2 separate regions of the Homo sapiens genome follow, and region 1 is linked to region 2. Evidence: read pairs that join two places in POLR2A ChIA-PET (ENCODE). Cell type or tissue: Caco-2. All regions are shown on one strand. Each heading gives the region's core, and the rest is flanking DNA. Links, peaks and the distances in the headings are about the cores only. Region 1 overlaps APLP2 (amyloid beta precursor like protein 2). Region 2 has its middle 20 kb from the start of PRDM10.

Region 1 (5,377 bases), core at 322-5,321, 81 kb before region 2:
CTCCTTGAAGAGGTCCTTCACATCCCTTGTAAGTTGGATTCCCAGGTATTTTGTTCTCTTTGAAGCAATTGTGAATGGGAGTTCACTCACGATTTGGCTCTCTGTCTGTTATTGGTGTATAGGAATGCTTGTGATTTTTGCACATTGATTTTGTATCCTGAGACTTAGGCAAAGGAAAAATCTAACCCTCAATCCCCATCTGGGATACTTCTAACTTTAGAACATATAATCCAACTGCAGTCTGTCCTCGTAAAAGCTAATCTACTTTCTAATCCTTTGCACACACCAAATCATGAAAGTGGAGAATTACTAAAATTCCAATAATTTTACTTAATTTACCCACAAAAGAAAATTTTCTGAGCAACTACTATTTCGCAAAGCAACATGCTAAGTGTTTAGGATATAAGAGTGGGCAAAAAAGTCATGACCTGCTTTCTTGGGGCTCTAATGCAAGAGTTAAAACTCACAAAAAGTGTGACCACATTCCCAAATGTCTTAAGAAGGAAAAGAACACAGTGTTGAGAAAGCACATAAAAAAGGAATCTGGGCCGGGCGCGGTGGCTCACACCTGTAATCCTACCATTTTGGGAGGCCAAGGCAGGCAGATCACGAGGTCGAGAGTTCGAGACCAGCCTGTCCAACATGGCAAAACCCCGTCCCTACTAAAAATACACAAATTAGCCAGGCGTGGTGGCGGATGCCGGTAATCACAGCTACTCAGGGGGCTGAGGCAGGAAAACTGCTTGAACCCGGGAGGCAGAGGTTGCAGTGAGCCGAGATTGCACAATTGCACTCCAGCCTAGGCAAGAGAGCAAGACTCAAATCTCAAAAAAAAAAAGGAATCTGACCTAAGCTTGGGTAGGAAGCTGATCAAGGAAGCTTCCTAAAGAGAGTGACAGCTGAGTAGCGCTTTAAGCATCCCATATGGAGGCAATGTTGATTTTGAGGCAGAGAGATGGTGGGAGAGGCATGCCGGGACAAGAGTCTGCAGACCAAGAAAGGACTTCAGTCCTTACCACTGAAGTGTTGAGAGGCTTTAAGCAGAAAGTTACTATTTTCATAACAAAGCTCTGATGCTTTCTCTAGTTGCACGGTGAAGAACCGACTGAAAGGAAATGAGTGTATGCAGGGAAATCATTCAGGACACTGGAGGTGCACATTCCAAGAGAGGAATAAATGGTAGCTTGGGCTAAGGTGGAGTGGTGGATAGAGAGATTCAAGAAACCACAGAGCCTAAAATAGGCCTAGGTGTGATAACTGATATGAGGGATGAGGAAGAGGAAGGTTCAAGTTTGGCTCCCATGATTCAAAATGTGATGGCATCATTCATAAACACAGAACACTAAAGGGGATTTCATGAACAATTTTCTCTCATGTTGGGTAAAAATAATCAACTATTCCATAAGATCTGTCTTTGGCCCATATCCTTTTATGTGCAGTCTAACCATTAACAGCTCAGAAGCTATAGCTGAGAAGTAACATTACAACAGCAAGGCTCCTGCAGACATGCACGAGAAAAGCACAGGCATCGGCCGGGCGTGGGGGCTCACATCTGTAATCTCAGCACTTTGGGAGGCCAAGGCAGGCAGATCACCTGAGGTCGGGAGTTCGAGACCAGACTGACCAACATGGACAAACCCCATCTCTACTAAAAATACAAAATTAGCCGGGTGTGGTGGCACATGCCTGTAGTCCCAGCTACTCAGGAGGCTGAGGCAGGAGAACTGCCTGGACCCGGGAGGCAGATGTTGCGGTGAGCAGAGATCACACCATTGCACTCCAGCCTGGGCAACAAGAGCGAAACTCCATCTCAAAAAAAAAAAAAAAAAAAGCAGACAGAAAGACAGGGAGAGAGAGAGAGAAAGAGAGAGACAAGCACAGGCATCTCTCTAAAAACATCCATTACTCGTGGTTATAGCCATAAGAGTCCCCAACTGCAAAACTTTCTTCAAAATTAAAATAAATAAACAAATAACAGTTCTTAAGTTAAAACTTGTAGAGGAGGAGGGTTAGATTATATGGTCTACCATGTTGTTCTTTTCAAAAACAGCATATACATGACATGGTTTTCCTACTAACAAGAAAGGGTAGCTTTGATGCCCCCACCCTTTTTTTTTTGAGACAGGGTCTTGCTCTGTCACCCACGTGGAGTGCAATGGGGCAATCTCAGCTCATTACAGTCTCGACCCCCTGGGCTCAAGCCATCCTCCAGCCTTAATCTCCTGAGTAGCAGGGACCACAGGCATGCGCCATCACACCCAGTATACACGTATTTATATTTTGGTAGAGATGGGGTCTCATTGTGTTGCCCACGCTGGTCTCAAACTCTTGGGCTCAAGTGATCCTTCTGCCTTGACCTCCCAAAGGACTGGGATCCTAAGCATGAGATACTACGCCTAGCTGACTTTTAAAATATGTGGAAAATGTATGATTTTCTAGGAAACTTTAATTTATTTATGCTGATGAACTACACAGACATGAACAATCCTTCTAATCAGTAACTTAAATTTGATTGTGAAATATATTATGGTCTTTTTCCAGGACCAATTTACCATCTGACATATGTTTTGCTTCGAAGCTTATTAAAATGAACCTGCTTTCTACTAGTATAAGAGAAGGAAGCACCAACCCTTGTTGGACAGCTGGGAGAAAGCTAATTTGGAATTAAAATGTTGCCAATATCTATCAGGGCTGAAAAACACCTCAGTTAAACCCAACAAACAATTAGCACCTTTATTAACTAGAATTGACTTTACCCTGCTGGAACGAATATTCATTTATTAAAGTAGAAGGCCCTATGCCTTCAGTATGAATGCACGTGAAGCTACAGACTAATATGAGTTCCTGCTTCCCCCAAAGAAGGAAAAAACACCTAAAGATATGTGTAGGAAGGAACACACACCTATTCATAGGTAATACTCTAGTGGTGCTTAATTCAAACAAATCATTAAAAGGTATAAAGGATGCACAAGACAGATGTGCTTAATCTTCACACTTAGTTCAAGATGCATACCAAGCCCGGCACGGTGGCTCACACCTGTAATCCCAGCACTTTGGGAGGCTGAGGCAGGTGGATATCTGAGGTCAGGAGCTCGAGACCAGCCTGGCCAACATGGTGAAACCCTGTCTCTACTAAAAATACAAAAATTAGCCAGGCATGGGGGCGCGTGCCTATGGTCCTAGCTACTTGGGAGGCTGAGACACTAGAATCGCTTGAACCCAGGAGGCAGAGGTTGCAGTGAAGCCGAGATTGCGCCACTGCACTCCAGACTGGGCAACAGAGACAGAGAATCTGTCTCAAAAAAAAAAAAAAAAAAAAAAAAAAAGATGTGTACCAAAAGTCCTGTTCTTTTGTAATCTAAGGATTATGGCTAGAAACTTGGATTGTGTGTCGAGAAAAATGGGGATATCCAAAGATAAAGGTAAGGAAACCCCAGGGATATTTTCGTGTACTGAAACCAGTGCTCTCCCCCGAATCCTTTGCTTCCCACTTCGAAAGTTCAGATAGAATTAAATGAAGAAAATCCAAGAAGACATGATAAATACGTATATGAAAAGCCCAATCTACAGGTCGGAAGGAATGTGCTTCCTAAACCTGCTACGAATGAACTCCTATAGTTAAGTCTGAAAGCTTCTGAGCAGTGTTTCCTAGATTCCCTCTGGCCTTCTATATTTTTACATTAAAGACAGCTACTAAACAAATCAGATTTCAGGTGGTATTTAATCTGTCAGCAGTTCAGCCTGCAGAAGGAGAAACCATTTACCCCTTAAATTCCAAAAGTGAATATAGCTAAGAAACAGTAATTAGTTACATGAGGTCACCCAAGCCACAGCGTGGAATGGTCAATTTCATCGTAAAAAGCCATTTATCAGCACCAAAGATTATGTTCCACATGTTACTCATTATGGTTGTTGGCTAAAAGACCGCAAGAGTTCCAACTGTATAAATGTTCAGTTTATGGGTCAACCACTAAGGTCAACACATCAGCGCTAAGTGCATTTCGGCTCTGTGCTGAGATGGTCAGTACTATCTTCCCTAAAGAGAATCTTAAAATACCAGAGGTTAAAGCAACAGGAAGAGGCAGCTAAGCACCAACAGATCCTCACATCAGTTACCACCAAGAAAAAGCAGAGAAACTGGAATCAATCCAGACAGCTAATATGCTGTAGTGATTCACTTTTGAGTTCAGAAAGATTAATCCTTGTGGTCTTAAGAGACTCTCAAGAAGGTATCATCGGAAATATAAAAAGCCTCTGTGGACCATGTTTTAGGAGTCAACTAATCAAACATACCCCAACCCTACCTAGGGTGTAAAAGGCTAATTTTTTCTGTAATGTTTGTACTTCTACCTTGAAAATGCCCTTATTTAATGTGCTGTCCATTTCCTTAAGCACAGACTGTGCCTTGATCCATTACATCAACATATAAATCAATCTGTTTCCTAATCTAACATGTTACAAATGGGATTTTGCTGCCAAGTCAGCACTTCTGATATCCTGTAAACCTGGAATCCTCTACCAAAAAAATTAATGCCCCATGTGTTGGCACTGAAGCCAGTCCTTGTGATCTATGCATACTGCAGCACTTTTAAGGCTTGGAAAACAAATTGCATCAACTGCTTCCCTAGCCCAGCACTTCCATTTTGCTTAATAATTCATTCTTAATAAGAAATTCCATTTTATTAATTTGGCTTGGGGAACAGTTTAGCAATCCAAGGACAGAAATTCAACTTGGTAAAAAGTGCTTCTAGTAACTTGGTCGAAAACCTGAAATGGCTTAAGGAAATAAATATGTAAATCTAAATAAATCTAAGTCTCAACCTACTTTAAATCAGGGCCTTTAATCACCTCAAGTGATGCAACTCCTGGGCTCATCTAAGCCTACCTCCCTTCACAAAGCCCTCAGGACCAGGCAGTCCTCTCACTCCAAAGCAAACGTGCACACCCAGTTATCTCTGCCCTCATTGAAGCTACTATTCCAGGATCAAATCTGGCTGCAGGGCTTCTGAAGGTGCCTGCCATAGAGGGAGCATCTTCCCATGAACATGGTTTGATCCCACTAGTGGAAGAATCAGGTCTCTTTGAAAGGAATCCGGCTTTATGAGACACACGAGTATTCAAGTTTCACCCTGCGAAGGCAATGTAACACAGTTCTAGTTCTAATAAACGCGGAATGAAGCAGGCCTTCGAGGCATCTAGTTACCACTAGCAAACTACTGATAGCGAAAGGTACGACGCTCTTGTTCAAAAACCTTTTTTAAGGAAAAGTCAGTAAAAAAGGACCATCTGTTAAAAGATACGAAAATCCTATATATTATTTTCATTCATATTTGTTCAAGCGCTGAAGTACTTCAAGGTTCACAAATTAGAACAAATT
Region 2 (5,377 bases), core at 89-5,088:
ACTCAGGAGGCTGAGGCAGGAGAATTGCTTGAACCCAGGAGACAGAGGTTGCAGTGAGCCAAGATCATGCAACTGCACTCTAGCTTGGATGGCAGAGCAAGACTACACCTCAAAAAAAAAAAAATTTCTTCTAGAAACCTAGTCACCAGCAATGATTGCATTTTTAGGTATCAGTGATTAATGCTTCTTCTTGGTGAGGAAATAAAATATGTAAACTTAAAAAAATTTGATTGTGTCTTGACTACAGTGAAAAGCAATTGGGTGCCATATTGAAATGTGAAGAGAAGACTTGAAAGGGAAGACACTCAGTTCTCAAGCTCTCTGTTGGTTTTTTTAAATATGATAAGAAAGAGCAGTTAAGAGAACATTTACATTCCATGACCACATGAGTAGAGTAAATAAAAAACACTGCTAAGGAGGAGAAAAGGTCCTAAGATTAAATCCATGCAGGACCAGTCTGTCTCTTGCTGTTTGCTGAGAGGGAACAACAAGCTCAAGCAACTTAAAATCTAAACATGAACTATCAGCCGGGCTCAGTGGTTCACACCTGTAATCCCAGCACTTTGGGAGGCAAAGGCAGGCAAATCACCTGAGGTGAGGAGTTTGAGACCAGCCTGGGCAACATGGTGAAACCCCATCTCTACTAAAAATACAAAAATTAGCTGGGCGTGGTGGTGGGTGCCTATAGTCCCAGCTACTCAGGAGGCTGAGGCAGGAGAATCACTTGAACCTGGGAGGCAGAGGTTGCAGTGAGCTGAGATCATGCCACTGCACTCCAGCCTGGGTGACAGAGTGAGACTCCGTCTCAAAACTAACAAACAAACAAAACCATGAAGTATTATAGTATGTATCAGGGTACAGTGGAGTTTCTCCTCATTTCTTGCTGTCTCTTTTAATGAAGTGTGGTTTTACTAACAGAGAAGGATTATTTTTCTAACCAATAGCACTTAGTTTCCTCTCAGTGTTTAAAACTTTGCATCCATGTCCCTCAAGTATGTCACTGTCGGCTGGGCACTGTGGCTCACACCTGTAATCCCAGCACTTTGGGGGGGGCGGAGGCAGGCGGATCACTTGAGGTCAGGAGTTTGAGACCAGCCTGGGCAACACGGTGAAACCCCGTCTCTACTAAAAATACAAAAATTAGCCGGACGTGGTGGTGGGCACCTGTAGTCCCAGCTACTCAGGAGACTGAGGCAGGAGAATTGCTTGAACCCAGGAGGCAGAGGTTGCAGTGAGCTGAGATTGCACCACCACACTCTAGCCTGGGTGACAGAGCAAGACTCCATCTCAACAACAACAAAGAATGTCACTGTCTTTTTAGTCTTCTCACAGGCTTTATTGCCATATGTGCTGGAAAAATCCATCCAAATTCTTTTCATCTGATTTGCATGAGCAATATCTATTTCTGAGGATTATTCATGGATTACCCATAAATATTCAGAACAATGTTCCTGTAGATCTTAATCTTTGCTATATTTGGCTTAGGGTTTTGTTTTCCAAAAAATTTTCCATTTCCTTTCTCCCATTCATCATAAGATTCTCCCTAGTTTACCATTTGGTCAGCCACGATATTTGCAATCTCACTTGGATCAAATGGGACCATGTATATGGAAGGCTCTGTGTGTTGTAGAACACTATACAGAAAGAAGAGTTTTACTCCAGATAGAAATATTTTGCCCTGTATTGCGTTTTTAAAATTAAGCTTTAAGTAAACAACAAAAAAGATGTCTGAATGTTTCATCAGTGAAAATTCTTAGAAAGTATTTTCTATCTGGCCGGGCGCTGTGGCTCAAGCCTATAATCCCAGCACTTTGGGAGGCCGAGGCGGGCGGGTCACAAGGTCAGGAGATCGAGACCATCCTGGCTAACACAGTGAAACCCCGTCTCTACTAAAAATACAAAAAAAAAAAAAAAATTAGCCGAGCATGGTGGCAGTCGCCTGTAGTCCCAGCTACTCTGGAGGCTAAGGCAGGAGAATGGCATGAACCCGGGAGGCGGAGCTTGCAGTGAGCCAAGATCACGCCACTGCACTCCAGCTTGGGCAACAGAGCAAGACTTCATCTCAAAAAAAAAAAAAAGAAAGTATTTTCTATAATGTTTTCGGGGAGCTGTCATTTAAAACACGAATCATTCATATCTTCTTAGCCTACTCTACTAAAGGTTTTGTGTTTGTTTTTGTTTTTCTCTTTCCATTTTCCTTCCCAGTACTACTTCTCTGTTCCTGTTTGTAAGGAAAGCAAGCAAACCACTGGCCCAAAGTATACAACTGTTTTTCTCTTCCATCCCTATTATGTTCTTTTGTCATTTTCCCTATTATTGTTCAGCTAGCCATCAAGCCAAATTATAAACATGGGGGAAGATGATGGCAAAAGGCCACTGTTGGTTTAAAACAGGCTGGAAAGCAACCTTCTCCAACAAACAGGTAGCAATCCAACACAGGTGAAAGCACACAAAGGGGCTGCTGGGCTGTGACCCATGAACTCCCTTGGGACCAACTGGTGTGATCAGAGGAAAGACAATCGCAGATTGCTCAGTTGTGTTTCCTGCTGTCAGTGAGGAGTAGTGATAATCAAAACTAGGCTTGGCAAGTGAACAGACCATAGGCAAAGTGGTGGAGCCAGTCAAGCGTGTCTGGGGCAGAAGCCTTGACCTCAGGCATTCCAGAAATCATTTCTAACAATTGAGTCATCTCACACATCTCATTTTTTGAAGGATCAAGTTAAGTGCATAGTAGGTTCACCATAAACTTGTATTTTTCTTTGGCATTTCCTGTGATTTTTGTTACTCTTTATGGAAAACTATTAATTTGTATTTTGTGTCTAGTCACCAAACTCTTGTAGACTTAACTGTATACTCTGCAAGTAACGATAATTTTGTTTTCTCTTTTCTAATAATTATCTCTTATTTTTGTTCTATATTTTATTGCATTGGTTTGAATTTCCAAGGCAGTGCTGTTGGTTTGCAGAGACAGGGTTTCACTCTGTTGCCCAGGCTGAATGCAGTAGTATAACCACACCTCACTGCAGTCTCACACTCATGGGCTCAAGCAATCCCAGCCTCAGCCTCCAGAGTGGCTACTACTACAAGTGTGTGTTACCATCCCTGGCTAATTTTTCAGTGTTTTGTGGAGAGTGGGGTATAGCTATGTGTCTGGAATTGGTGGGTTCTTGGTCTCACTGACTTCAAGAATCAAGCCGCTGACCCTCGCGGTGAGCATTACAGTTCTTAAAGGCGGTGTGTCCGGAGTTTGTTCCTTCTGATGTTCGGATGTGTTCGCGGTTTCTTCCTTCTGGTGGGTTCGTAGTTTTGCTGGCTCAGGAGCGAAGCTGCAGACTTTCGCGGTGAGTGTTACAGCTCTTAAGGCGGTGTGTCTGGAGTTGTTCGTTCCTCCCGGTTGGTTCGTGGTCTCGCTGGCTTCAGGAGAAAAACTGCAGACTTTCACGGTGAGTGTTACAGCTCTTCAGGCAGTCTGGACCCAAAGAGTGAGCAGCAGCAAAATTTATTGCAAAGAGAGAAAGAACAAAGCTCCCACGGTGTGGAAGGCGACCCGAGCGGGTTGCCACCGCTGGCTCGGGCAGCCTGCTTTTATTCTCTTATCTGGCCCCACCCACGTCCTGCTGATTGGTAGAGCCCAGTGGTCTGTTTTGACAGGGTGCTGATTGGTGCGTTTACAATCCCTGAGCTAGACACAAAGGTTCTCCACGTCCCCACCAGATTAGCTAGATACAGAGTGTCGACGCAAAGGTTCTCCAAGTCCCCACCAGAGTAGCTAGATACAGAGTGTCGATTGGTGCACTCACAAACCCTGAGCTAGACACAGGGTGTTGACTTGTGTGTTTACAAACCTTGAGCTAGATACAGAGTGCCGACTGGTGTATTTACAATCCCTTAGCTACACATAAAGGTTCTCCACGTCCCCACCAGACTCAGGAGCCCAGCTGGCTTCACCCAGTGGATCCCGCACCGGGGCTGTGCACCCTGCGCCCTCACTCCTCAGCCCTTCGGTGATCGATGGGACTGGGCGCGTGGAGCAGGGGGCGGCTCTCGTCGGGGAAGCTCGGGCCGCACGGGAGCCCACGGAGTGGGGGGAGTCTCAGGCATGGCGGGCTGCAGGTCCCCAGCCCTGCCCCGCGGGAAGGCAGCTAAGGCCCGGCGAGAAATTGAGCACAGCAGCTGCCGGCCCGGGCGCTAAGCCCCTCACTGCCCAGGGCTGGTAGGGCCGGCCGGCTGCTCCGAGCGCGGGGTCCGCCCAGCCCACGCCCACCCGGAACTCGCGCTGGCCCGCAAGCGCCGCACGCAGCCTGGGTTCCCGCCTGCGCCTCTCCCTCCACACCTCCCCGCAAGCTGAGGGAGCGGGCTCCGGCCTTGGCCAGCCCAGAAAGGGGCTCCCAGAGTGCAGCGGCGGGCTGAAGGGCTCCTCAAGTGCCGCCAAAGTGGGAGCCCAGGCAGAGGAGGCCCCGAGAGTGAGCGAGGGCTCTGAGGACTGCCAGCACGCTGTCACCTCTCAGCTACATTGCCCAGGCTGGTCTTGAATGCTTGGGTCTCAATCAATCTTCCTACCTTAGCCTCCCAAAGTGTTGGGATTACAGGCATGAGCCATTGTGTTCAGCCTCAAGGCAGTGTTAAATAATATATGGGGCATCGTTGTCACCTCTTTTTTTTTTTTTTTTTTTTTTGAGACAGAGTCTCGCTCTGTGGCCCAGGCTGGAGTGCACTGGCACCATCTCTGCTCACTGCAAGCTCCGCCTCCCGGGTTCATGCCATTCTCCTGCCTCAGCTTCCTGAGTAGCTGGGACTACAGGTGCCCACCACTGCGCCCGGCTAATTTGTTTGTATTTTTAGTAGAGACGGGGTTTCCCCGTGTTAGCCAGGATGGTCTCAATCTCCTGACCTCGTGATCTGCCCTCCTCGGCCTCCCAAAGTGCTGGGATTACAGGCGTGAGCCACCGCGCCTAGCTGTCACCTCCTTCAAAAAAAACAACAACAACAAATAGAGACGAGGTTTGTTACCCTCGCTATGTTGCCCAGGTTGGTCTCGAACTCCTGTACTCAAGTGATCCTCCCGCCTCAGCCTACCACAGTGCTGAGATTACAGATGTGAGCCACCATGCTTGGCTCTATTTTTCTTTTTATCATCTATTTTTTTATAGGAATGCTTCAGTTGATTATCATAAGTAGGATATTGTAGAGGGTTGAATTTTATCCCCCTAAAAAGATATTCAAGGTCTAATCCCCCTCCCCCTCCTCATACCTGTGAACGCAACCTTCTTCAGGAATAGGGCCTTTGTAGATGTAATAAGTTAAGATGAGTTTATACTTGATAAGGGTGGACCCTATATACAATGATTGTTGTCCTTGTAGGGAGAGGGAGATCTGG

The links. ChIA-PET counts read pairs that join two places held together with the same protein. Peaks named below come from ENCODE experiments on the same cell type or tissue, not always from the same donor. Only the 100,000 strongest peaks of a DNase experiment are listed, where the experiment ranks them.
Region 1: POLR2A ChIA-PET joins it to region 2 with 5 read pairs; 3 of 35 experiments call an interaction of 5 or more read pairs at or near these places.

What each region holds. Positions count from the first base shown.
Region 1 is chr11:130,102,156-130,107,532 of GRCh38, reverse strand. All of the region lies in intron 1 of APLP2 (amyloid beta precursor like protein 2), which reads right to left. Among named protein-coding and RNA genes, the nearest start is that of APLP2, 35 kb to the right of the region's middle. RefSeq lists a silencer at 1,152-1,352. In Caco-2, for the core only: no CTCF peak of the experiment used is centred there; no DNase peak of the experiment used is centred there.
Region 2 is chr11:130,020,620-130,025,996 of GRCh38, reverse strand. No RefSeq gene overlaps it. Among named protein-coding and RNA genes, the nearest start is that of PRDM10, 20 kb to the right of the region's middle. RefSeq lists a silencer at 2,472-2,551. In Caco-2, for the core only: no CTCF peak of the experiment used is centred there; a DNase peak (open chromatin) is centred at 2,606.